Regions from separate parts of the Mus musculus genome. Here all the other regions are linked to region 1. The links are chromatin loops, found by intact Hi-C in ENCODE. Cell type or tissue: heart. All regions are shown on one strand.

The links. Peaks named below come from ENCODE experiments on the same cell type or tissue, not always from the same donor. Only the 100,000 strongest peaks of a DNase experiment are listed, where the experiment ranks them.
Region 2: it touches region 1 in a loop (2.4-fold over the local background); 3 of 42 quality-filtered maps call a loop at or near these places.
Region 3: a loop joins it to region 1, with 2.4 times the contacts of the local background. A loop is called at or near these places in 11 of 42 quality-filtered maps.

The regions. Positions count from the first base shown.
Region 1 is chr13:21,915,496-21,923,495 of GRCm38, forward strand. It overlaps n-TRtct3 (a tRNA gene), which reads right to left and starts at 1,752; the gene lies at 1,667-1,752. n-TSaga5 (a tRNA gene) reads left to right here and starts at 3,720; the gene lies at 3,720-3,801. n-TQctg10 (a tRNA gene) reads left to right here and starts at 4,705; the gene lies at 4,705-4,776. In heart, no CTCF peak of the experiment used is centred here; a DNase peak (open chromatin) is centred at 3,766; H3K4me3 peaks cover 3,251 bases; H3K27ac peaks cover 1,062 bases.
Region 2 is chr13:21,869,455-21,877,454 of GRCm38, forward strand. It overlaps the pseudogene Gm11278. Among named protein-coding and RNA genes, the nearest start is that of n-TIaat10, 8.7 kb to the right of the region's middle. In heart, no CTCF peak of the experiment used is centred here; no DNase peak of the experiment used is centred here.
Region 3 is chr13:21,851,127-21,859,126 of GRCm38, forward strand. n-TIaat11 (a tRNA gene) reads right to left here and starts at 4,267; the gene lies at 4,194-4,267. n-TTagt4 (a tRNA gene) reads left to right here and starts at 4,895; the gene lies at 4,895-4,968. In heart, no CTCF peak of the experiment used is centred here; DNase peaks (open chromatin) are centred at 1,285 and 4,225; H3K4me3 peaks cover 1,459 bases; H3K27ac peaks cover 1,254 bases.

The sequences.
Region 1 (8,000 bases):
TGTGCTAAACTTCTTTTAGATTATGATAAACTCTGGGTTTAGGGTGTAACTTAAGGGCAGAGCCCCCGCCCAGAATACTGGAGGCTCTGGGTTCTAACCCCAGCACAGAAAAATAAATCTTGAGTTGCTTATCTCCAACAGCCTTGAGTGCTGGCAGCTTTCTCCTCTGAGGCTGTTACATCTTTATTGTGGACCAATCATAATCTCAGGAGTTTGTTTCTTGAGAACGTGACAGATATCTGAGGTAGCTGAGGGAGAAGAGCCTTCCTCATTGTATAATTCGAATGTTAAGTTCTCCTGTCCGCATTGCACATTTGTATCTTCCAACTGTTTCAGTCTTGCTCAACTTAACTTTCCGTGTGCTCTTTTGCCACATTAAGCTGCAAGACTCTTCGTCTTAGTCTCTTAGGAGTGAGAGAACTTAGGGGGTCTAGCTGTTCTTATGTTCCGATTTCAAGTTTTTCTTCAGCACACAGTGCATTTTGATCTTGTAACTGTATCTTCTGGTATTATTCAGGTTGTTTCTACATCTATTACTGTTCATTTATCCTGTCCATATTGTTCATTAATTATATGAGGGCCGTTCCTGACTATACAAATGGGTACCTTACAAAGGCTGATGATCTCATCCTTTGTATTGCCAGCAATGAGGAACCTTTCAGACAATCAGAATGCCTGAGGTGGAGCTGTGGTCTTATTGTATGGCACAGACTACGGTCTAAACAAGCGTTCTCACTCTGTGGGTCGCGACCCCTTTGGCAATCCTTGATATCCAAGAGTATATAGCAACCCTTGAGACACTCAGATTCCAGTCTTGACAAGCCCCGCCCACACTTAGGAGTGTAGCATCCTTATTCTGAGCACATCTCTTAGAGAATGAGCTTAACTTACTTCAAAACCTTTTCCTAATACATTCCAATTTTGTTCATAAAACAAAATGTGAGGTGTTTAATAGAATAGTATAACCAATCTATGGAATATTACACGCTTTAGATGAAGAATGAGATGCCACCACATATTAAACTATATCACAACACAGAAAATAACAGTATGTGTTTATGTATATATCTATTTGATGCCTATACAATGCATATTCCTAGAAATATTACCTAAAATCTATGTCGCATATTTATTAAACATGTATATAATATGTAAATTTCTAGGAAGATGCACAGGATACTTTAAACAAACAAGGCACCAGTCCGGGGAATTAAGGAAGTGGTGTTCTAGAATGAAAAAAAAAAAGATATATCATTCACTTAGGGTGATGTGAGAACTTCCATGGCTCCTTGTTTTAAGTCACAATCTATTACAGACATAAAAGCATATTGAATTTTGATTAAGCTTTTAGGATGAAACATTTGTGCTGCCAAGGAACTTTTTCTAAGGCAAAGAGCGTTCTGGAATTTGAGCAGGTAGAAAGCAGACATTGTAAACAAACGGTGAAGGAAAAAGAGAAAAACTAAGTATATAATATAATACAATATAATATAGAATAAGTTTCACAGCTTTCAAGGGACACTTTAGACCTTTTGAGTTCTTATTCTCGCTCACTCAGTGGCAGCGTTTGGGAGAATTAAGTAATGATGATGCTAGGAGCAGAAAGCAGACAAAACTGCATTGCTTTGATTGCAAGGTCAGACACCTCTCACAGGCAAAATACCGTCGACTCTGGCGGGACTCGAACCCGCAACCTTTGAATCTCTCAATCATGCTAGAAGTCCAATGCGCTATCCATTGCGCCACAGAGCCCACCTGTAACTTTCTTCCTTCCTAAGGCTTCTCAGTACTTTCTTGTGTATCAATGCACTGTTTTCTATGAACGGTATTTCCTGTTTCTGTAATACTTCACACAAAAATGTGCAACAAACAAGATGCGCGATCCTCAACACAACTTTCTGTCCCGGGTGTATTCCACCAGAAATGTCTGACCAGAGATTCATTTCAACTTTCTGGATTTGATGGCACAAGTTTGTAACCTCAACAATTTAAAAACCGAGGCAGAAGGATTTCCTCGAGTTCCAGTCCATCCTGGGCTATACAATAGTGAGGCCATGTCTCAATAAAACAAAAACAAAACAAAGTAAAACAAAGAAAATCAACACAAAGACAAAATTCTTATCTCATTTAGTCTGGCCTCTTTAGTTCCAAGTCAGATCATTCCTTTTGCTAAAGAGAGATCCAAAGTCCTTTAACTCGTGCCGGCGCCCAACCAAGTCCTCCCTTTTTTGGAGTTTTGGAGCTTCGAGATTTTCTTTCTTTCTTTCTTTCTTTCTTTCTTTCTTTCTTTCTTTCTTTTTTTCTTGTGTTGCGTCTGAGTTCTTTAGAAAAGGCCGATTCTCGGGTTTAGTACACGGAGCCCTGGTGGTGATGTTCCGTTGTGTTCTGGCAGCTCTGGAAATCTCCAGGCTTTTCTCCTGGAAGTTTTTGGTGGTGGTGGTGGTGGTGGTGGTGGTGGTGGTGGTGGTGGTGGTGGCTGAGATGAGATGCTCCTACGGAAGCACATCACTGTAGTGTTCACGTGCTCTTCCCGCAAATTAATTTAGAATAAAAATTGGTGGAGCACCCGAATTTGAAGTCAGATAACTAAGTTTCGGGATCCGTGTCCAATCTCGTCTCTCTACTTTGGGGTCGCACGACAGGCGACTGAGCTTTTCTACAAGATACCCTTCCCTCTCCGCGGCTCTTGCTGCTTCGTCCACTCTTTTCTTCATCTTCTGGACCTGTTGCCTACCTCTCCTGCTGACTTCCCTCTACTTTCCAACTGATGGCAGGAAAGGTCTAGGAAGTAACTGGAACGTGGATAATAGAATACGCAAGAGTGAGAATTAGAAGAAAGCCAGAGAATGCTGTGTGGTCCCGAAGCAGTCGTAGTACACTTCCCTCACTTTTTACTTCCCGGATCTGTAATATAGTAACTCTTAATTAAGGACTTTCAACTATTTTGATTACAGACTGAGAAGACAAAGGTAGATTATAAAAGGACAAAAAGATACTTACTAGGTTAGAGGGTAGTGGGGTTTGTGGTTTGTTTGTTTGTTTGTTTGTTTTGTAAATATGTTAGTTAATTTTGCTTAGGGTCTCTTGACTCTTGGATGAGGGGTCCGGTCCCTAACGTTTACTTGGTCTTCTATCCTGCTTCGGGCTCAGTACTCACAAGTGCCTAGGATTTGTATAGAGCTCTGGCTACTTGTGACCTAAGGCTTCGAATAAATCGCAGGGGGATGACTTTTGCATTAAGCCTATTTTAAAGTAAAATTCAATTAGGAAAAGAAACTGCTGAGTTGGCTGTTTCTAGCGATTTCGGTAGCTTCTGGAAAGTGAAGCGCGAAGGCGTTTGCAAAGGCCTTCTTGGGAAAGCGAGAGGAAGGCTGCGGTACGTACTTGGGAACTGAGGACACTTGGCCGCAGCGTTGTTTACATCCTGAAGTCCGCTACGCAGCGTGGTTTAGCGAGGAGGCTATGTACCTGAAAGTTCTAGCAGAAGAATGATCCCATCCGGGCTTCGAAACTACTCACAAGGCCTGGATGTACGTTTCCAGTTTCGCGGACTTGCCCCACTACCCTTTTGCCACTGGCACGAGATGACAAGTTTACGAACAAAGGGATTTTTCGGAGCATTTTTCAGTCTCGTGCTCCTGTAGAGCAAGCACCTACAAGCCGACATCCGACCTGAGCAAAGTCCCTTACTTTAGAGAGAAAGGCATAAAGTTCCAGCTGTAGTCGTGGCCGAGTGGTTAAGGCGATGGACTAGAAATCCATTGGGGTCTCCCCGCGCAGGTTCGAATCCTGCCGACTACGTCATGGTCTGTTTTAGTCTAGGTGTAATGCCAGGTGGGTAAGCTATGGTGTGAGTTGGCAAAAATTCCTGGAAGAGGAAGGTGGTAAAGAGTATGAGAACCTTCTTTACTGAACTTGACTTCAGCTTCGTGGAATTTCCTTGCTTCCTACTCTACAATGTTGAGGTCGCATGGGGAGGACAGGACTCAAAAAGGACTCACTGATAGAAAGAGATTTGTTTTTTTTTTGATTTGTTGTCTAGAGCACAGAATTAACCCTAGAGACAACGAAAAGTATTTTATGGCTGAAGTTGTACACGTAGGAAGAGAGAGGGAGGGAGAGAGAAAGACAGAGACCGAGAGGGAAATCTCCCAGGGGCATTTGGGTGAGTGGGTGGGTGGACTACGACTGTGTTTCTAGGTATTAAAGTACATGAAAAACATTCGCTCCAACTCTAGAATATCCGAGAACTACTTGAAGCAGACAAAATAAACAAATTCCTGAAGGTTTTCTTCGAAAGGATGTCACCAGTAGATATATTCTTTGTTTTGTTTTGTTTTTGTTTTTCATGTTACTCACTCTGTAGACCAGTCTAGCCTTGAACTCAGAAATCTGCTTGTCTCTGCCTCCCAAATGCTGGGATTAAAGTCGTGTGCCACCACTGCTGCCCGGCATATATTCTTTTTTTTTTTTTTTTTTTTTTTTTTTTTTTACTTTGAAAACGGGGTGTGGTAGCACACTCCTGTACTCCCAGATCTTCGGTGGAGGCACTATGAGTATAGGGAGTTCAAAGACAAATGTAGCCACAAGGTAGTGGAAGAGCAGTCTGAACTAGATACTGTCACAAACAGAAATTCAGACTTCGATTACCTAGCACCCTATCGATCATTGATTAGTCATAGTGGAGAAAGAGGTTTATTGTGAGGTTCCATGGTGTAATGGTTAGCACTCTGGACTCTGAATCCAGCGACCCGAGTTCAAATCTCGGTGGGACCTTAGTAGCTATTTTTACTCTAGATTTAGTCGTTATTTCTACCTGTCCTGTCTCTCCTCTTGCCTCCTTCCTATACTCTGTAAACGATCTATATAACTGTGTACATTGTGTCTACTGTAAAATCCTGCAGGCCCAGACCCCACTGCAATGGTCAATTTCAATGAAGTATGAATTTCCAACCTGAGGAAGAAACGCTCTACTGAAACTAGGAAGTAAACCAAGAGCTAGTTAAATGTAAAGCTTGCCTACCATGCCCTCTATGTGCAACTCTGTAGATAAATAATAAATAAAATTACCAATAAAATGAGACCATACACTTGAAACAAGATCTTATTTTCTGTGCACACTAAATAGACTGAAAAAAAATACTGTTCATAACAAGTTTCTCCTCTACAAATGACCTGCAGCTGAATGGTTTCTCCCTCTCCCTGCAACAACCACAGAAAATAGTTTATATGTGTGTATAAAGCACAGCAAGATGAATAAACAGGTGCACTAAACAAATCATTGAAAATTTTAAATTAACTGACTGTAAGTAAGAAAACATAGAGGCCTTGTTATAATTTGGGATTTTCTACAGAGGCTGAAGGAATGGGAACATTTTGGGAACTCCAAAGTCGTATTTCTTGCCGGGTTTGGTGGCGCACGCTTTTAATCCCAGCACTTGGGAGACAGAGGCAGGCGAGTTTCTGAGTTCGAGGCCAGCCTGGTCTACAAAGTGAGTCCCAGGACAGCCAGAGAAACCCTGTCTCAAAAAACCAAAAAAAAAAAAAAAAAAAAAAGGCATTCTCCCCCTACTTGATGACTATTATTACTCAAAACATAGTAACCATTCCTCTTTATCAGCTAAAATGGGGGCATTCGATGAGCATGTCTCCATTAATTTTAACTTTTCCTCACTCTAGTCTGTCCACAAATGAGATTAATAAATGATTCACCTGATTTCGGATACCTTCCAATTTGGAGCAGAGCCTTCCTCCCTTCAACCCTCTCCAAGTCATTTAATTAAAGTAATAGTGTAGATCTGGTGATTTCTAGCCCCACCACACCCTTTATATGACACAAGTTTGTACTCCATTAGCATGTGTCCACCCTTGTTATGACTATAGAATAGCCTGCATGAAAGCATCGCCACTGTCCACAGAGTTACATTCTGTTTTGGAGTTCAGACGCAGGTGTTTGGGTTGGCTATGTTCCACAGTTCATGGTACCATTTTCAGTTTATGTAAAAAATCCCTGACTGGCCTCATTCCGTATGCAACCTAGGCAGACCTTGCAATTGAAGTGAGCGTCCTGCTTCTGGCTCCTAGGTACTGGATCACAAGTGTGCACCATCACTCCTTTCTCTCAATTGGCTCTTCTTTATTCTCACAATGGACTATCTCTAATTGTTCCAAAGTCTGTATGAAACATGTTTAATGTTTACACTCATAACCGAATATACTACTTCCTACAAACCGTATATTAATGTGACTTTTCTTTTCTATGATGATAAATTTGTTATATGTTTCATTCTGCTTCTGTAATAGTTACTTATTTTCTTTCTTTTTCACATTTATCCATAAGGTTAAATTTAGATCCAATCCTTTAAATACTATATAATACTTTGTTTGGCACAAAATGCATCCTAACTGCATTTAAAATCCTTGACGCTCTTAGTTTCCTTAAGTGTCCTACAGGTTGGTCTCCTCTCCCTCAGAGCTGAATGGCTTACCCAGCACCAGGGTGCTTGTGTCATAACTTGCTTCCTAACTAGTTCTTTCAGGATCACAGCCAAATAATTTGACAAAAAACATTTTCTGGAGGTCACACAACTTTAATTCCAGCACTCAGGGGAGAGAGGCAAGGCTACACAGTAAGACTGCCTCTCAAAAAGAAGAAGAAGAAGAAGAAGAAGGAGGAGGAGGAGGAGGAGGAGGAGGAGGAGGAGGAGGAGGAGGAGGAGGAGGAGGAGGAGAAAAGAAGAAAGGAAGAAAGGAAGGAAGAAAGGAAAAAAGAAAGAAAGAAAGAAAGAAAGAAAGAAAGAAAGAAAGAAAGAAAGAAAGAAAGAAAGAAGAAAAGAAAGGAAGGAAGGAAGAAGAAAAAGAAGAAGAAGCAGCAAAGCAAAAAGCTTCTAATATTGAACAGCTACACTCCATGTCTTCCTTCCAGATGTTGCAGTGGTTATATGCTCACACTCTAGAGCCATGCTCTCAGCTCTTCGGCGACAGTGCGACTGCGGGCTTTTCACTCAGAGTTTGTTCTCACTCTCTCTTCCCAGAAATGTGGAATCATCTTTATTTCCTCTGGACAAAAACTAAATGCATACGCTTCAGAGATTCTTTGTTCTCAGGATACGGTGGTCTCCTCAATGTGATAAGCCAAGTAGGAAGGGCTGGATCAGTTCTGAATCTCCAGGTAGAAAAGTGAGGTATTTTCTCCTAATGTAAAACTAGAAAGAACTAATACTTCCTCTTCCTTCCTTTCCTACGAGGTCTCGCTGTAGTTTATGCTAGTCTAGAACTCACTGTGTTGCCCAGGGTGGACTTGAACTCACAGGAATTCTTCTGCCTCAATTCCACCCCACACAGTAGTGCTATAATTATAGGTATAGATCACTACAGTTTCTTTTCTTCCATTTTTTTTTCTCCTTCTTTTCATCATGTTGATGGAGAAACTACAACTTCTCCATCTGTCTGGCTAAAATACCCTCTACTTATATCTCCTTTAAGTTATGAAAAGAGTAAATTGTTTTCAGTGACAGATACGAGGGGGCTGAGAAAGTCCAAAGTCAGGGGACTCTTTGTGGACTAAAAAAGCAGCTTGATAGAAAGCAGATGACAGACTCCCTGGACTAATAATTGATATTTTCTATATAAAAGCACTGTCACCTCCAAAGATCTCATGGGCAGTGCTATGAGCCCAATCCCCAAACCACTCAAAGACCTCTAGCTGCACAGCATTGCTCTGCAGCCTGTCACTAGAGGGCAAGGCTAGAGAGCCAGACCAGACTGGGGCTGAGTGAGGGCTACTGAGCAGAAAACACCCAGACAGCTTTCCTGACGTAGGACTTAGAGTCCACTTAAAGGACGTTCAGCCTCTGAATGTCTTACCATCTCAGACATAGCTTTGTTTCTTGTTGTCTTCCCCTCTACAGTCCTCCTGACTTGTGAAATGAATTATAGTGTATGGATATACAAACCAGAAAGCATGGAGAGCCTTTGAAATAGTAGTTTGTGGCTGTTGT
Region 2 (8,000 bases), 46 kb before region 1:
ATCTTCCTGTCAGAAAATAATCCACATGGTATCCATTTCAGCATGTCAGTTCATTTCATATAGCTCTGACAACACTGGACTTTTAGTTGTAATTAGGTAGCTAGAGAGTTGGCTTGTCCCTTAGTTTTTGAGACAGAATCTTACACAATCAAGGTTAGCCTGGAACTTGTTATGTAATGAGGATGACATTGAACTTGTATCTTCCTTCACCTCTAAAGTGATGGGCTTTGAACATTCACTACCATGCCTGGCCTATGAAAATTTATAGTTCACTCTGATAATCATTTCCAACTAAATACTTATTTCAATCACAATGCAATATAAGTGAAGTAAAAACAAGTGTTGGAGAAGTTGTCCAAGGGCATATTGTCAATTATTGCATTTTATGCTGATTTTCATTACAGCTTCATTGTAAAGGACTTGTGAGGAAAAAAGCCCAAGTCTCCAAATTAAATAATAGTAGAAAAGTTTTCAGTGTTTTCCTTGAGAGATTACTTAAATTGCATCTCTAACACAGGGTTTAATCCTTCATATTCCAAAGAATATCATTTTCCCAGAATACGAAGTCTAACATAAATGCCATGTTCATTTGTTAGAGAAATAGTATTAATATGCGTACAATAGGTCCAGTATGGAAGAAATACTGTGCCACGTTATCCTCTCTACATGGTGCTTTTTTGGCAAACATTCTCTGCTTCCATGACTTGGAGCTGACAGCATTTCAGAAGCATTTGCATTCTCACCAGGCTATGGAAGAAACTGTTTAGACTCTACTCATGGTATCAGGAACCCATGGCAGACATTCTGTTTCAAGAGGTTCACTAAGACATAGGTTGTGAATTAAATGACACAGGTATCAAATGTACTCTGATGGCTTATGAAGAATGGATCTGTGTGAGAGCACTGTGCGTGAGGCCAAGGATGTGACTCACAGAACCTCAGAGGATGTGAGTTCCACTGTGTCTTTCACATGAGAAATATCAAGTTCTGAAAGTTATAAATTATTATTTTTATAGGATAGCTTCACACTTATACTGACTATTCACACACTTCACTTATACTGACTGGCTCTAATAAAAAACAATGACTACCTGGCAAAATTTTTAGAAGACCAGAGAGAAAAAGATAACGGAACTTGATGAATTAGACAGGTAAAGTTACTAATTCTTTTATCTTTATGTCTTTATGGAATTCTATAGTGTGCACAATCCCTGAAGCCCTGTTGCTGGAGTCTCCAATCCTATTACATAGGTATAAAACCCCACATAATCCAGATATTATAATTATAAGCTGTGTGCCTGGATTGGGCAGTTCTAGCACTGTACTAACTTATTCACCAACTATGAGACCCCTTGCTTCTTGAGGTTTCTCCTGGCCAAGGGGCTCTGGTTCATGGTGGCATCTCCTCCTCTCCCTCCATCCTCTCTTCTCCTCTCACCTTCCTCCTCTCTTCCTACCTACCCCACCCCACACTCTTGAGTCTCCCTTCCTACCTTTCTCCTCTACTGCCCAATCACTGTCCAATTACTGTCTTAGCCTTTTTTTTTATAGATTTTGAAGTCTACATTTTAATATTTGATTTAAAATAGATAGCTTAACCATTTTTTAAAAATCTGTCATTTATATTCATTTCTTTTAAAAATGCTATAGTAAATGAAAGTATATTTTGAAAAGAATTTCCTCTCTTCAGTGACTGTTTTCTTCAAAGTTTTTTCTTTATCTTTGTTTGATAGTGAATCCCTAACATTCTCAACACTCATAACTTTGGCAAATGGGGATTGCCTTAAGATTTTGATCAGTCTCAGTGATTAGTAGGACAGCCTTAGACAGGCTACATAGAAAACCCAAATCTATCTTCATACACACACAGAAACACACATGCACACACACACACATAGACACATGCACACACACATTTATTGTTCATGAAGCCTATTCTTATTTCAATAATGTGTGCCTTAATAGGTTGTATAGGCTAAGCATTTAAATGTGAAAACCATTGGAGAAACATAGGCTAAAAATGCAGCAGGACTCTGGTTCACCTCCAACTATTTTCACTTCATTGAAGACACATGGGAAGTTTTAGTGTTTGCTAATTTATGTGGACAGGAATTGGTAGGACATAGACATACATAGAAATGCTGAATGCAGTTTGTAAATTTCATGTTTTTATAGCCCCTGGAACTCCTCCCAGAAAAATAACATATCCATTTATTCTTTAATGACCTACATTTTATCTTGCAAATTTTTTCAACTGTTTCATGGGACTCACTGTACCATTTTGGACAAAGTGAACCCATGAGTTCTTTTTATATGCATGCTTCATTTGAAAATGATGATGGCTGGGAGGAGAGACCCTTGGTCTTGCAAAGATCATATGCGCCAGTACAGGGGAATGCCAGGGCCAGGAAGCAGGAGTGAGTGGGTTGGGGAGCCGGGCGGGGGGAGGGTATAGGAGACTTTCGGTATAGCATTTGAAATGTAAATGAAGAAGATATCTAATAAAAAATGATGACAGCCAATTCTGTGTTGCAAAACTTAGTTTTGCACCAATGACAGGGGTGGTGCATCTCTCTGCCTGTCTGATTCTCAGACCATTTTCAGTTCAGATAGCAAAATTATGTAAGTCAGTAACTGGACATCAGTGCAGCCTACAGGGTGGTGCTTTTTGGAAAAGTTTTATTCTTCCCCTCTGCCAGTGGGTAGATAAGGGTTCTAGACACCCTCTTGTTTCTGTCTCCCCAGAGCTAGATTCCTAGTATACACCACACCATCACATTTGGGTATAATTTTTTTGTCCCCCACAACTTCTGGCAAATCAAACTCAGGCCCTCACACTTGCAACTTAGGGACTTAACAACTGAACTTTTTAGATTTTGAGAATAAAAGTGCTTCCTACCAGTTTCCTCAACATTGAAGAGGCTAAGTAAGGAGAACTGGAAATTTGGGCTGTGAGATACTTTCTAAAGAAGGCTAGTTGAAAAATCTCAACCCTGTCTCAAAAAAATAAAATAAAATAAAGAAAAGTCTCACATTATTAGGTGTAGCTTTTACCAAAGTAGGATGATAATTTATGGTCATATATTATTTCATTGAAATCTACTTGAAGATGAAAAGTAATTTTCATCGAGTAGTATGGTTCTTTTTACCCCAGAGTGGAATATGAAACCCTTCTCCTCTCAGATGAGACAGAAAAAGAATGTCTGTCCTAAGAGAACTTAGTGTTCAGGAAATGGAGCACATAACAAATATGTGTGTGTTTCACAGCAGTGGAATCTGATAGGGACATGTTTTCAGCAGATATCCCTGCAGGATTACTATTATGCCAGGAACCTTGCTGTCCTGTGTACACATTGACAGAGACATTTGGTTAGAGGGACTCTCCATGTCAGTCACATGGGCTTCAGTGTGCCTCGTGGTGTGACAGATATTGAAACAGTCTAGGGAGAAAGAACCCAAGAGATGATGTGATGGTTTGTATATTCTTGGGCCAGGGAGTGGCACCATTTGGAGGTGTGACCTGGTTGGAATAGGTGTGACCTGGTTGGAATAGGTGTGTCACTGTGAGTGTAGGCATAAGATCCTCACCCTAGTTGCCTGGAAGTCAGTCTTCCACTAGCAGCCTTTGGATGAAGATGTAGAACTCTCAGCTCTTCCTGCGCCATGCCTGCCTGGATACTGCCATGCTCCCACCTTGACGATAATGGACTGAACCTCTGAATCTATAAGCCAGCCCCAATTAAATGTTGTTTTTATAAGACTTGCCTTGGTCATGGTGTCTGTTCACAGCAGTAAAACCCTAAGACAGATGACATCTTATGAATGTCACAATTGAAGGGACAGGGAAAGCTCCTCAGAAGCTCTGTCCAAGGGTGTGTGAGGTTGCTTACCTGGGCAACAACAAACACTGTTCAGACTCTCAGATAATGGAAGCAGCCTTGTGGATTTGTCCAGCTGAATGCACACTCCAGGTGGAGACCCAAAGCTGCCACCGGAGGTTGCTGCTCCATCTTAAGGGTCCTAATTTGCTCTTGTCACAACATCTATCACTCCTCCTTCAAGGTGTGGCTGTGATGCTAGTTGGAATCTTGTTACAAATGTGGAAGTTGGCCTTCAGGGAACAAGCATAGGGAGGCAGGAGGTGAGTAATTAGAGAGCCGTCCTGGACTTACTCCACAGCTGTGGTTTTCATAAGCTTTGCTCTGATTTGGGTCTGAGGACCGAAGCAATGTGAGCTGTGATGGCTTTTGCAGGGGGTTGGGGGTGGGTGAGTGTCTGGTAAAAGTTTGACAGGAGGCTTCCCTTCAGAGGAGACCTGCAGGCCTTATTTTCAACCTGAGAATGCATTTTAAGCCAAGTGGGTCAGGCTGACTAGGGAGACTTCTCTGGGAAGAGAAGTCTACCTCATGATGAAGACCATGAAACAGGAAGCAATGGGCAGTCAGTTCCCATAGAAAAACCTCTGATGTTTACGCAGGCTGGAAGAGAGAGGGAACAGGGCTACTGTTCCACTTACAATTTTAGGGCACTTTTGCACCTCAGTCCTTTCCTCTGAGCAAGACACAGTGAAAAGGCAAGCCTTCCTGCCTGGGATTTTACCGGGAAAGATCTTGCTGTGGTGTGGACAGCTCTTCCTGTGGAGGAGGGGCCTGTGACTACACTGGACATCTGGCCTGGCTCCTCTGAGAGGCTGTCTGATTCTCAGCCAGGTCAACCCCCAACCCGTGGCACCAACACCATGGAGCGGAGGCTGGTCTTCTTCAAGACTTGAAAGCAAAAAGACACAGGAAAGAGGCGGCTCTTGGAGCTGTGAAACACACGGGATTTACTGGGCTGTCCGTGAGGAGCCATAGCACCCCAATGGACCTCTAAGGACTTTATGCCTCCTTTGCGCATACCCCCACCTCCTCCTCTCCCCACTTTAATCAGCATCTCTGCTATCCACTTATGGCTCAGCAAGCATCAGGTCGCCCTCCAGGGGTTTCTATGGAACTAGTCCTTCTGAAGTTACAGTTTAAGTTTATATGTCAGCCACAAGGGGACAAAAAACAAGAGGGAGTATGGATGAAACGAATGAGGACATGCACCCACCTGCTCCTGTGGGTGACTCCATGATCCCCTTTCCTCAGAGCCAGATTCTCATAGGAGGCTTGACATCTCTGTGGTGGTGGCAGGCAACAGCACAGGTTTCAAAGGCAGCTCATAATTGTCTTCTTCACCCCATTCCAGAGGTGATGCCAGTTATGAGGGGAAGCTGGGCCTGCGTCCTGTGGTTGGCCTTTAGTGATGGTATCTTCAGGAATGATGGCTTCTTCCTGGATGAAGGGATTTTCCTCCATGAGAGTCTCTTTCTTCAAGATATTCCCAGAGGGGTCCCCAGAAATCATGGTGGACACTGCAGGATGACACATTCCTGTCTGCCCTAGAGGAAGAGGTATATTGAAGTCAAAGTGACTGGACATGTGTAGTCAGGCTACAAGATAACACAATCTTGGACTGTGAAAATGTCTTACTGATTTCCAACCTGCTGCCCATGAGGTCATCAACCATAGGACAATCCAGGTGGGAGAGCTGGAGAGGGTTGGTCCTGTTTGCCTGGCAGCACCTAGCATGCTTTCTGACACCCTGCCTGGGAGTCTTCCTATCCTTCTTCTCCTGGAGTTTAGATGAATGTGAGGGCAAGGTGAAGATGGAGAGACAAGGTTCATATATCCGTAGGAAACCAGGGAAGGAGTGAAGATCTTCCAGGCCTGACTGCATGCATTTAATGGCTTTCACTTAGTGGTGGGAGCAATTTTGCCTGGGTGTCTGGTATTGTAGAATCAGATAGGTTGACATGACCTCATTGAATTTTTGGTCTATCAGAGACTCAATGATATCCTCAGGCTTATAACCCATGACTCTCATGGTCTTGACAATGCTAGAGCTTCGTGAACCTGGGAAAGTCCATGTAGGTGGTGAAACTACCTGGCTGTTGCTGATCATGGGGTGCAACATGATTGGTGGATGGTGGGTCTCCTGCTGTGATTGATCATCAGAATTTCAACTATAACATTGAAAATAACGGTGGAAACATGAGGAGGAATGCTGAAATTTGCTGCGGTGATTTGCCTCCTCAGCTTGGCAAATGACCTGCCTAGGAAAGGCAAGCACTCAGTGACAAAGAGGAGGACTCCTAAACTCCAAATGGTGACTGGGCAGCCTTCATATTCCTCAGCTTGAAAGAATTCTGGCGCACAGTAGGGCAGCAGGCCACAGAAATCCACCAGCTTCTGGCCAGGAAAAACTTTAGCAGCCAGGCCAAAATCACACAGCTTAGCATTCCACCAGTAGTCAATCAAAATGTTACTGGCCTTTATGTCTCTGTGGACAATGTCATTGGCAATACTACACTGCTTATAGTATCTGGCCAAACATTCTTCAAGCCTTGCTCTCCTCTAAAAACCCACATTCCAGAATTCGGTCTAGTAGGTCTCCCTCTGAGGCATGCTCCATCACCAGGTAGTTGGTCTCTCTTGTCTGGACCACTTGAAACAGCTTGATAATATTAGGATGGGTAAGGGACTTCATAATGCTGATTTCCCTGGTGATAGGTGGGGTAATACTTTTTTACTTTTCTCAGATGTTTTATAGCCACACAGGTTAATGTTGCTATATCGTAGGCCATTTTGACTACTGAAAAGCTTTCTTCACCCAGGGTCATCATCATCTTATAGTCAGTGATAAAGTTTTCAATAGAATCACAGCTCTCCAGGTCCTGCTCCATGATCAGGCCCTCCTTTATACAGCTAGACCCTAACTTGGAATAGGAAATTAAAAAAAAAAGACATTTAATATCAGGCCCCAGGGTATGTGAATAGTCTCAAATTCCTACATCAAAAAGATAAGGAAAAAACAGTTTGAAATATGTCAGACAATCTAGCCAGATACTTTGAATGCTTGGGAATGGAAGAACAAAGTTCCTTCCAAGGCAGTAGACACAAAATATGACATAGATTGGGTTGGCAGGGAGCAACAGCAACTGAAAAGAACAACAACAACAACAAAAAAAAAGGGATCCTAAACACTAAGAGCTACTCATTGGAAAGGACAACCATTCTCCCTCTGACATCAGCATGCACTGTGAGTAGAGGCACCAAGAATGCCAGCTTCAAGAGAAGACAAGAGACACTCCAAAATCCATGCTATCCAGGATGACAAACTGACTCTCGAATCCAGAAGTTTGGCTACTCCTGCAGAGGACCTGAATTTGGTTCTCAGGACCTAGGCAGGTGGCCCACAACTACCCTAACTCCAGCTCCAGGAGATATTCCACCTCTGGCTTCTAAAGGCACCCATAGAGCACATTCACAGGTGCTGTACAACTTTTAAAATAATGATATAAATCTTTCTATATAATTTTATTAATATGGTCTTTCAGGTCAGAAGAGGAAATCAGATTCCCTTGGAGGTGGAACTACAGGCAGTTGTAGTGAGAGTTTGTTTTCTTAATCAACTCAGTTTTGCTATGTGAATGTGTTATTATTTTAATTCTAGGTATGGGATAAGAGGCCCACAACTACCTGATCCAGAAAATCTGACTCCCTCTTCTGACCTCCACAGAAGGCACCTCGGATGTGGTACTCAGACATACATGGAGGCAAAATAGTCATACATATAAAATGAAAGCAATAAAATATTCTAACATAGAAAACATAACTTAAGAATTAATAAAAAGTAAAATGGAAGATAAGAAAGAACATGGAACACATAAATCAAGCCAGCAAATGCAGAAAACAAAACCAAAAAAGTGCGAGTCAAAGTCATCAAAGTGGAGAAATGCCATGTCAGGGTCCAACGGGTCAGTAGAGACTTTAGGAAGATGGTTTCACCCAGTTAGCAGTCCCAATATCCCCTATGACCTGCTTCTTTCTGCTAGGCTATATAATTCATATTTTCTATAAGCTCAGAAAACAGGGTCACATGCTAGAAACCAGTGTTCAAGAGTATGGTTTTTTCCC
Region 3 (8,000 bases), 64 kb before region 1:
ACTTCCACTTTTCTGTCTTCATTCCTATGTCCTGGGTTACAGGCCCGAGCCATGGTGCAGGGTTTTATGTGGTAAAACCCTAGCTAGGTATCCAACTTCGTGCATATTAAGCATACACTGTACCAGCTGAGCTCTTGGGGTCTCTCCATTAACCCAGGCTGCCCTTAAACTCAGAGCAGTCATCCTACATCCTATCTCAATCTTTTTTTTTTTTGGCCAATAACGATTTAATAAAAGTGTTCTTGACCATCAAGTACATGCAGTTAACAGCCTGGTCAGAGTGGCTATCATTAATCTGACAGCAAATATTGGAGAGGAAGTGGAGAAAGGAACCCTCGTTCACTGTTGGACTGTTGGTGGGGGTGCAAGTGAAAACAACCGTTGTGGAAATCAGTTTGGAAATTTCTCAAAAATTTAAAAATAGAATGGCCATTTGACCACATGTATTTCAGTGCTTGGCATAAATCCAGGGAACTCCCACCCTGTCATAGAGGTATTCAAGCCCTGTGTATATTATTGTTTTATTCCTTATAGCAAAGAATTAGAAACACCCTGTCTGTCAACACATGAGTGGATAATAAAAAATATGTTAAATATGTTAAATAAAAATAAGATATTATGAAGAAAAAATAAAATACTATTCAGCTCTAAACATAAAAAATGTGAAAAAAATGGATATGCTTAGAATGTATAATACTAGGTGAGATCAAACACCCTTAGAAAGAACAGAACTGCGTGTTCTCCTTCACATGTGGAATCTAGCCCATAATATATGTAAGCAAATGTGTATTGTACAGAAAACAGACTAAGGGAGGCTAAACATTGAGGAATGAGGAAGGACTGGATGCAAGTAATAGGCACAAATGGGGTGATAGATAAATGCATAACAACTTATTTGCTAATATAAAATCCAATATGAAGTTCTACAGCTTTCATCTGAATGGCTACTGTATGTAGAAAACCTATTGAGTTAGTCTTTGGGTATGGCTAATTTTGATGTGTTGATTTTTTTTTTCATTTGCAACTTTTTTCTAATAATGAAGTGGGTTTTTTTGGGGTTTTTTGTTTGTTTGTTTGTTTGTTGTTTTTGTTTTTTAAGAAGAAAAAAACCTCCACTGTGGGTTTGACAGTATTTTGATGTTTTCAATCTTTTTCCCTGTGGACTCCCTGGAAGTGTTTCAGGGACACACACAGGTCTAGAAGCCACCTTTAGAAACATGTTGTCATACAAGACAGTTTATCACAGTGCTATTTATAGCAAGGCAATTTTCCGGTCTTGGTCACTAGCCAGGCTTCCTCTTGCATTGTGTGATGCTGGCTCAGAAGCCTCTGAAATGGCTTCCACACCAGGAAGAATTCTTCCTAAGTCTCCCTGTAAGGGCAGTCTGAACCTGCCCCACTGTGGATGCCGACTGCTGTGTGTAGACCCAGGAAAAGATGACCAGTGGCCCCTCACAGATCCATCCCTGCCAGGACCTAGGCAGTATTTTGAGGATGGATTGTGATCTTGCTGTTGTGTGGCACTTACTCTATTAGTTGCCTGTTGCAACTGTGAACAAAACAACCACAGCCCTAACTGGCATTTTTTTTTTCTTATAGTTCTGTCAACGACTCATTATTGGCAGAGCTGTCATCTATAGGGGATCTCCAGTTCTTTTGGTTTCTTCTTCCTCAAAACACATCACTGCAGTTTCTTTCCATGACCTGACTTAGAGTGACAACCTGTTTCTCTGCAAGTCTGGTTCAGCCATTGATTTGAGTGCCTTCTTCTGCCTCTGTCTCTGGACTGTGCAGGGATTCCTGGAATCCTCTCCATGTCAGACCAGCAGAGCACCGGTAAGAAACTTAGAGGGCACTCAACAAACAGTGGCTGAACTGACCAAGCCTGCTGTCAGTCAACAGGTTCTCCAGCACTGGAGTGAGGATTAAAAAGAAAAAAAGACAGACAACATTGTAGCACATGTCAATTCTGAGACTGAAGGCCATTCTATCTCTATCTTAAAAGCTGGCATTACAACCTGTGATTGTTATTCCCAATTGTAAACTTTACTATGTCTAGAAGGAACTACACTCCAGAAATGGAGGGCACAGCTGTGATCCAGATCTTGAGGCATAGAGGTGGTACACACCTTTAATCCCATGAGACAGAAGTTAGCAGATCTCTGAGTTCAAGGCTAGCCTGGGACAAAGCAAATTCCAAGAACAGTTTAGGTCCAGGTTCATGCTTCTTTGCCTGCTTGCAGTTACTTGCTAGCACATCTGTTGGAACCGACTTCTTCCGGATTCCAGCTTATACAGAAAACCAGCTGAAATATCTAGCCTCCTGGGACTAGATTTATTGGACTTCCTATTCACAGTTGCCCATTGTTGGGTTAGTTGGACTCTAGATTGTAAGTCATTTCAATAATTTCCTTTAATATATAGAGACATTCCATAAATTCTGTTGTAGCAGTAAATGAGTTAATCTGCTTTAGGCTCCTGGTCTCATTTCCAGCCAATCATTCGAGTCCTCTGGATTCACGAATGAGATACACAAATTCCAGCTAATTTGATATGCCTTGACTAGCTCAATGGCTGAACAATTCTAATCCTCTCCACTGCTAGCATACATTTCCCTCCAGTATTCCTGACATTACACCTTCTAAACTCTATAGTTCATCTCTGCTGCCCTGTTACCTTCTGGGGATTACACACACACAGGGCCACATTCCCTTTCCACCTGCATTGATGGATGCTTTCTCTCCTGAAGCTCTTAAATCTGATCCTTCTTCCTCCCAGTCATGGTGATTCCTCTTCCCTCCCTCTGCCCCTGTCTCTTGCCCTCCTCCCTGCCCAGTCAATGGCTGTACAGCAATTCTTTATTACCAATCAAAGCCAGCTGGGGGCAGGTACCCTCAGGTCTGGAAGCTCGGCTCTTTGGAAGACAAAGCATTAGGACCAATTCCTAACATTCTGTGACTCTAGAAACCCCTGACTAATACACAGGTTTATCTGCTAATCCTCCATCCTAGGGAAATTTAACCCTGAGACTCAAGTTTGCTTTTGTTGCTGTGATAAAACACCATGAACAAAAACAACTTGAAGGAGAAAAGGGCTTGTTCTCACCTTACAGATTATATATAGATCATACTTGAGGAAAGATGGCTCCGGAATTCAAAATAGGAACCTGCCAGGACCTAGAGCAAAGACCATAGAGGCATGCTGCTTTCTGGCTTGCTTCAATTCTTTGTACTCCGCCAGCTTTCTTATACAGCCTAGAGCCACCTGTCCAAGAAGGCATTGCCCACAGTGAGCATGGCCCTCCTACATTAATCATAAATCAATCTGCTGCACCTACAGACCAATCTAATGGAGGCAATTCCTTAACCGAGGTTCCTTTTTATAAAGTGATTACAGTTAGTGTCAAGTTGACAAAAACTAACCAGTACAAGGTTGCAAACTTACCCAGCCCACTGTCAAACTGTTTCCCTGCTGTGTGAATACAAATGACCATGACTGGCAGCTTGGTTTTAGATATGATTCCAATGCAACCATGCATTACTTCGTAGATGTATTTACATTTCTTCGCTGAATGTTTTTACTTCCTACAGGGATAAAATATACTGAGGATTTCAACCTTTTTTATTTTATTTTATTTTATTTTTATTTTTATGGGTGTTTTGCCTGCATATGTGCCTATTGTCCTTCATACAGCAAAAAACATATGGACTCTATCTATTATATGCCAGCACTTAAGATCTAACAGTTAAAACATGAGAATTGCCCAGAGCTTCAATTCTCAAGGAATAAATTATTACTCTCGCTGATATGAAGATGAAAGCAAAAATAAGGAAAAGGGATGATGCTTACTGGTGATGCTCAAGGTTTGGAGCTATCAGATAGGAGAGCATTCTAGAACAATAACGGAACAAACATACCATGTCCAGGTCTAGTGGAAGTGAAGAAAAGCCAGGTGCCAGTAATGAGTACAAATAGGCAATGAGTGATGTGGAAATTCCAGCTAGAGAAAGACAGACAAAGTGATCTGAAAGGCTTTATAATGATATTTGACAAAAGTGGTGAGTGAACAACTTCACTTCATTCAAGTTCCGGTATCTTAATAAGGTTTGGTGGGATGAACTGTGTTTATAGAGAGAATAGAACTGTAGAGGACAGAGTCCTACATTTCCAGTTGTAAAATCTAAGCAGTTTACTGGCCCGTACGGGGATCGAACCCGCGACCTTGGCGTTATTAGCACCACGCTCTAACCAACTGAGCTAACCGGCCAGGTCGCCAGCGTTGGCTTTCCTTACTTCTTATAAAAGATCTCAGACAGGCTGGCTGGCTAGCTGGCTGGCTGGCTTGCTTATTTGCTTGCTTTTTCTCTTCTTTGCTTCCTCCCTCCTCCCTCCCTCCCTCCCCCCCTCCCTCCCTCCCTCCCTTCCATTCTTTCTCTCTTCTTTGACCTTTAATTTTTGAAGTAAGTAATCGCACTGACTTATCTTGTTTGGGATTCAGCCTCAAGAAGTGCTGTATCATTCAAATTTTTTTTGAGTTTTTGTTTTGTTTTTCCTTAAACCAGATGAACCGCGCCTAAGAAAGGGCTTTCTTTGCTCCGCTTGAGACTTCCAAAGATGCGGCTCTCACTTGGAACTACACAGCCGCAGGTGCGGCTTTGACGCTGCGATGGATGAGACAAGATTCTTTCCTCTGGCTTCCGCAAAAGGCCTTTGCCAACGGAAGGTCGCTCCTTCAATCCAGCTACGATATGCAGCCATTTTAAGAGAAAGTTCTTTGGTTGTGATTAGTATTTCTGATCTTTTTAATATCTAAGCTAATTTCCAGAATTGCTGACCCTTACAAACGTGTTTTATCGTATTCAAATAACATATAACTACACCCTTCTCCAGTTCTGGCTCCGTGGCTTAGCTGGTTAAAGCGCCTGTCTAGTAAACAGGAGATCCTGGGTTCAAATCCCAGCGGGGCCTTTTCTTCTTTTCTTTTTTTTTGCCTTGTTCTTATTAGTCTCACTTGATATTCACACTAATTGAACTGGAGCGTTTTCCTTCACATCTTATGAGTTGGAACACATCCCGCCTATTAAACTTTGCTGAGAAACCGAACAGCCTTGTGTTGGAATATGTACATGGAAAAATGATATAATTAGAGAAAAACTTTCCAATAATTCCTGAGACACTACAGAGCTTTGGTTTTGCGATCATGAGATTAGAGATGCAGAGTCTAGACTAGCTGAGGTGTGCTCCTTTGTACTACACACCGAGAAGAAGTGATAATAATTTATGAACTTTAAACTTATCAGTAATGATAGTGCACACTTGCAATGCTTGAGTTTGGGATGAGGCATTGACTAAATGACTCTGATGTATAGCGAGGTACTAATGTTTTATTTTATTTTTGAGGTACTAATTTTTAAAAGGCTGTAAGTAACAAAACTAACAAACTGACTACAGGTAATTGAAAAAAAAAAAGTCATCTTAAAACTTGATGTCTTTGAGTCTTTTCTTGTAGATTTTGCACAGAATAACTGCAAAAAGCATCAAACTCCAAAACATTCAGACATTCATGTTTTATTTTCAATTCCTTTTCCTACTTCTGAGGTTCTAAGATGTATTTTCTGATTATGCTAGACTCTATAAAAATCCAATCTCCCTTCTTCAATAAGGCTCACCGAATTCTACAGAGAATTGGATTTTATGAAGCTTTCTCCCCACCCTGGAGCATTCAAGCTTATGCAGTGTGTGCTGGAAGACTGACCGTGTAAAGGACCACTTAGGCTGAGGACCTGCTTCAATGACAGAGGGCGTACCTGGCCCTGCGTTAGATTGCCATTACTACAAAATTAAAGTAAATAAGATAATAACAATTACCCTTACAATGAAAATGAATATTACAGAATGATATGTAGCTCAGAAAGCACTGAACATGTAAAAGAAAAATATGACAAATATATATAATTTATCACAGTTCAGACATTCACAGATGTATCTGTGCCAAAGGATCAACAAATGGCTCACTGCCTGTTTTCTCCCCTCCCCTCCCCTCCTATCTTCTCTTCTCTTTTCTTTCTGAGACATTGTCTTGCACTATAGCTGAGGCTAGCTTCTGTAGCCCAGGACTGATCTCAGATTTTGTTCGATCAAACATCTGTCTGTGGTCCAGGATCAACTCCAGACCTACTGTATTGTTTACTCTCATCCAGCCCCTCCGTACTGAAGGACAAAGCATCATTTACAAACAGAAAGGTCTGCCTTCCAGGGATTCTTTTGTCTGTTGTTTTGAGAAGTGTTTTTTCTTGTAACCCAGGCTGGTTTCAGATTTATTAAGTAGCTGAGACTGCCCTGAACTCCTGATACTCGGAGGCATCTGCCTCCCCAGTACAGGACACTGAAGGCCCAGAGCTGCCTTGCACCAGCTGTCTGTTTCTTTCTTTATTCTGCCCAGGATTAATTGTCAATATTGGACACTCACTTAACTGGTGAGTTTTGAAGTCCACACAGAAATTTAAAAAGAAGTACAGTGGTAGAGAATGTTAGGGAAAAGCTGAGGGCCAGCTCTTCTGACCTGGAGTCCAAGCAGGGACTTTAGGAATGAGATGAAGAAGAAAACAACCACATTGCAGAAAATGGCTTCCAAACACTGGTATGCTCCAGACTCGCCACAGTCCACTGTCCGTGTGGTCTGCTGTAGTGTTTCCTTTAATGTCTAACACAGAGGCTGAAGTCTACAGTTCCACATAAGCTCAGGATCTTTGGCCATCAAACACAGACAACTAAATTTTAAACTGCCTGGTGCCACACCTTAATCATGATCACACAGAAACCACTCAAGCATACTTTCTAATTATGACAACATTCCACTGTGGGGTGTTTGGAGTCAGTGGTTCCTGAGACACTAGAGATGGAGTTCCAACCAAGTCCCAGACATGTATGTCACAAGCTAAACTCACTGTATTTGTTTTAATGAGAACTGCTCCCATAAACTCATATATTTGAATGTTTGGTTCCCAGTTGGTGAACTGTTTAGGAAGTATTAGGAAAATGTGGCCTTACTGAAGGAGGTGTGTCACTGGAAGTGGGCTTGCAGGTTTCAAAAGCCCAAGTCAGGCCCAGTCTCACTCTCTCTGTAAGCTCTTATCCACTGCCTCAGCACCAAGTCTTGCTACCTGCTGCCATGGTTCCTTCCATGATAGTCATGGGCTTTCCTTCTGAAACTGTAAGGAAGCCCGCAGTTAATTGCTTTCTTCTCTAAGCTGCCTTGGTCATGGTATCTCTTCACAGCAATAGAACAGTAACTAGGACACTCCCCAACCAACAATCCTCCTTAAAGCCTGTGGTAAGATCCAACTTCTCTCACCTATTAACACCCTTCAAATTATTAAAAGTCCTGTTGGTTTCAGCAGCACCACGTGTGAAATGTCTATTCCCTCTGCTCTTTATCTGTCTCTGTCTGAGTCCCCAGGATCTCTCCTTTGCCACAGTCTACACCAACCTCTACTTACTCCCCCTGCTTTTGAGATCAGTGGTCTAATTCAGGCATGTGGTTGGTGATCACTTGTAACCCCAGTAATAAGGAGGATTGTGGTTAATTCTTAGTCAGCCTGGGCTACACACTGAAACTTTGTCTCAAAAATCAAATAATAAATTTCCAAGTCTTTGTTCTTTCTTTCTGGATCCCAAGCTGGCCTGGAGCTCACCTCATAGCCCAGGGTGACTTTGCATTTGTTACAATCTCCTACCTTAGCCTCTAGGAAGCTGGGATTACAGGCACCACCAGGCCTGCTTCTCTCAGCTTCCACAGTAACTCTGTGTCTTTCTGTCTGTCTGTCCCTCCTCACTTCCTTCTTCCTTTCTTTTTCTATGTCTCTTTGGAGACAGGGTCTGATTCTGTAGCCTAGGCTTGCCTGGAACTCGCAGTACTCTTCCTGTCTCTGTCTGCCAGGTACTGGGATTTGAGATGGACATACTATTGTGGGATTCTGATCAAAGAGACAGAACTCTAA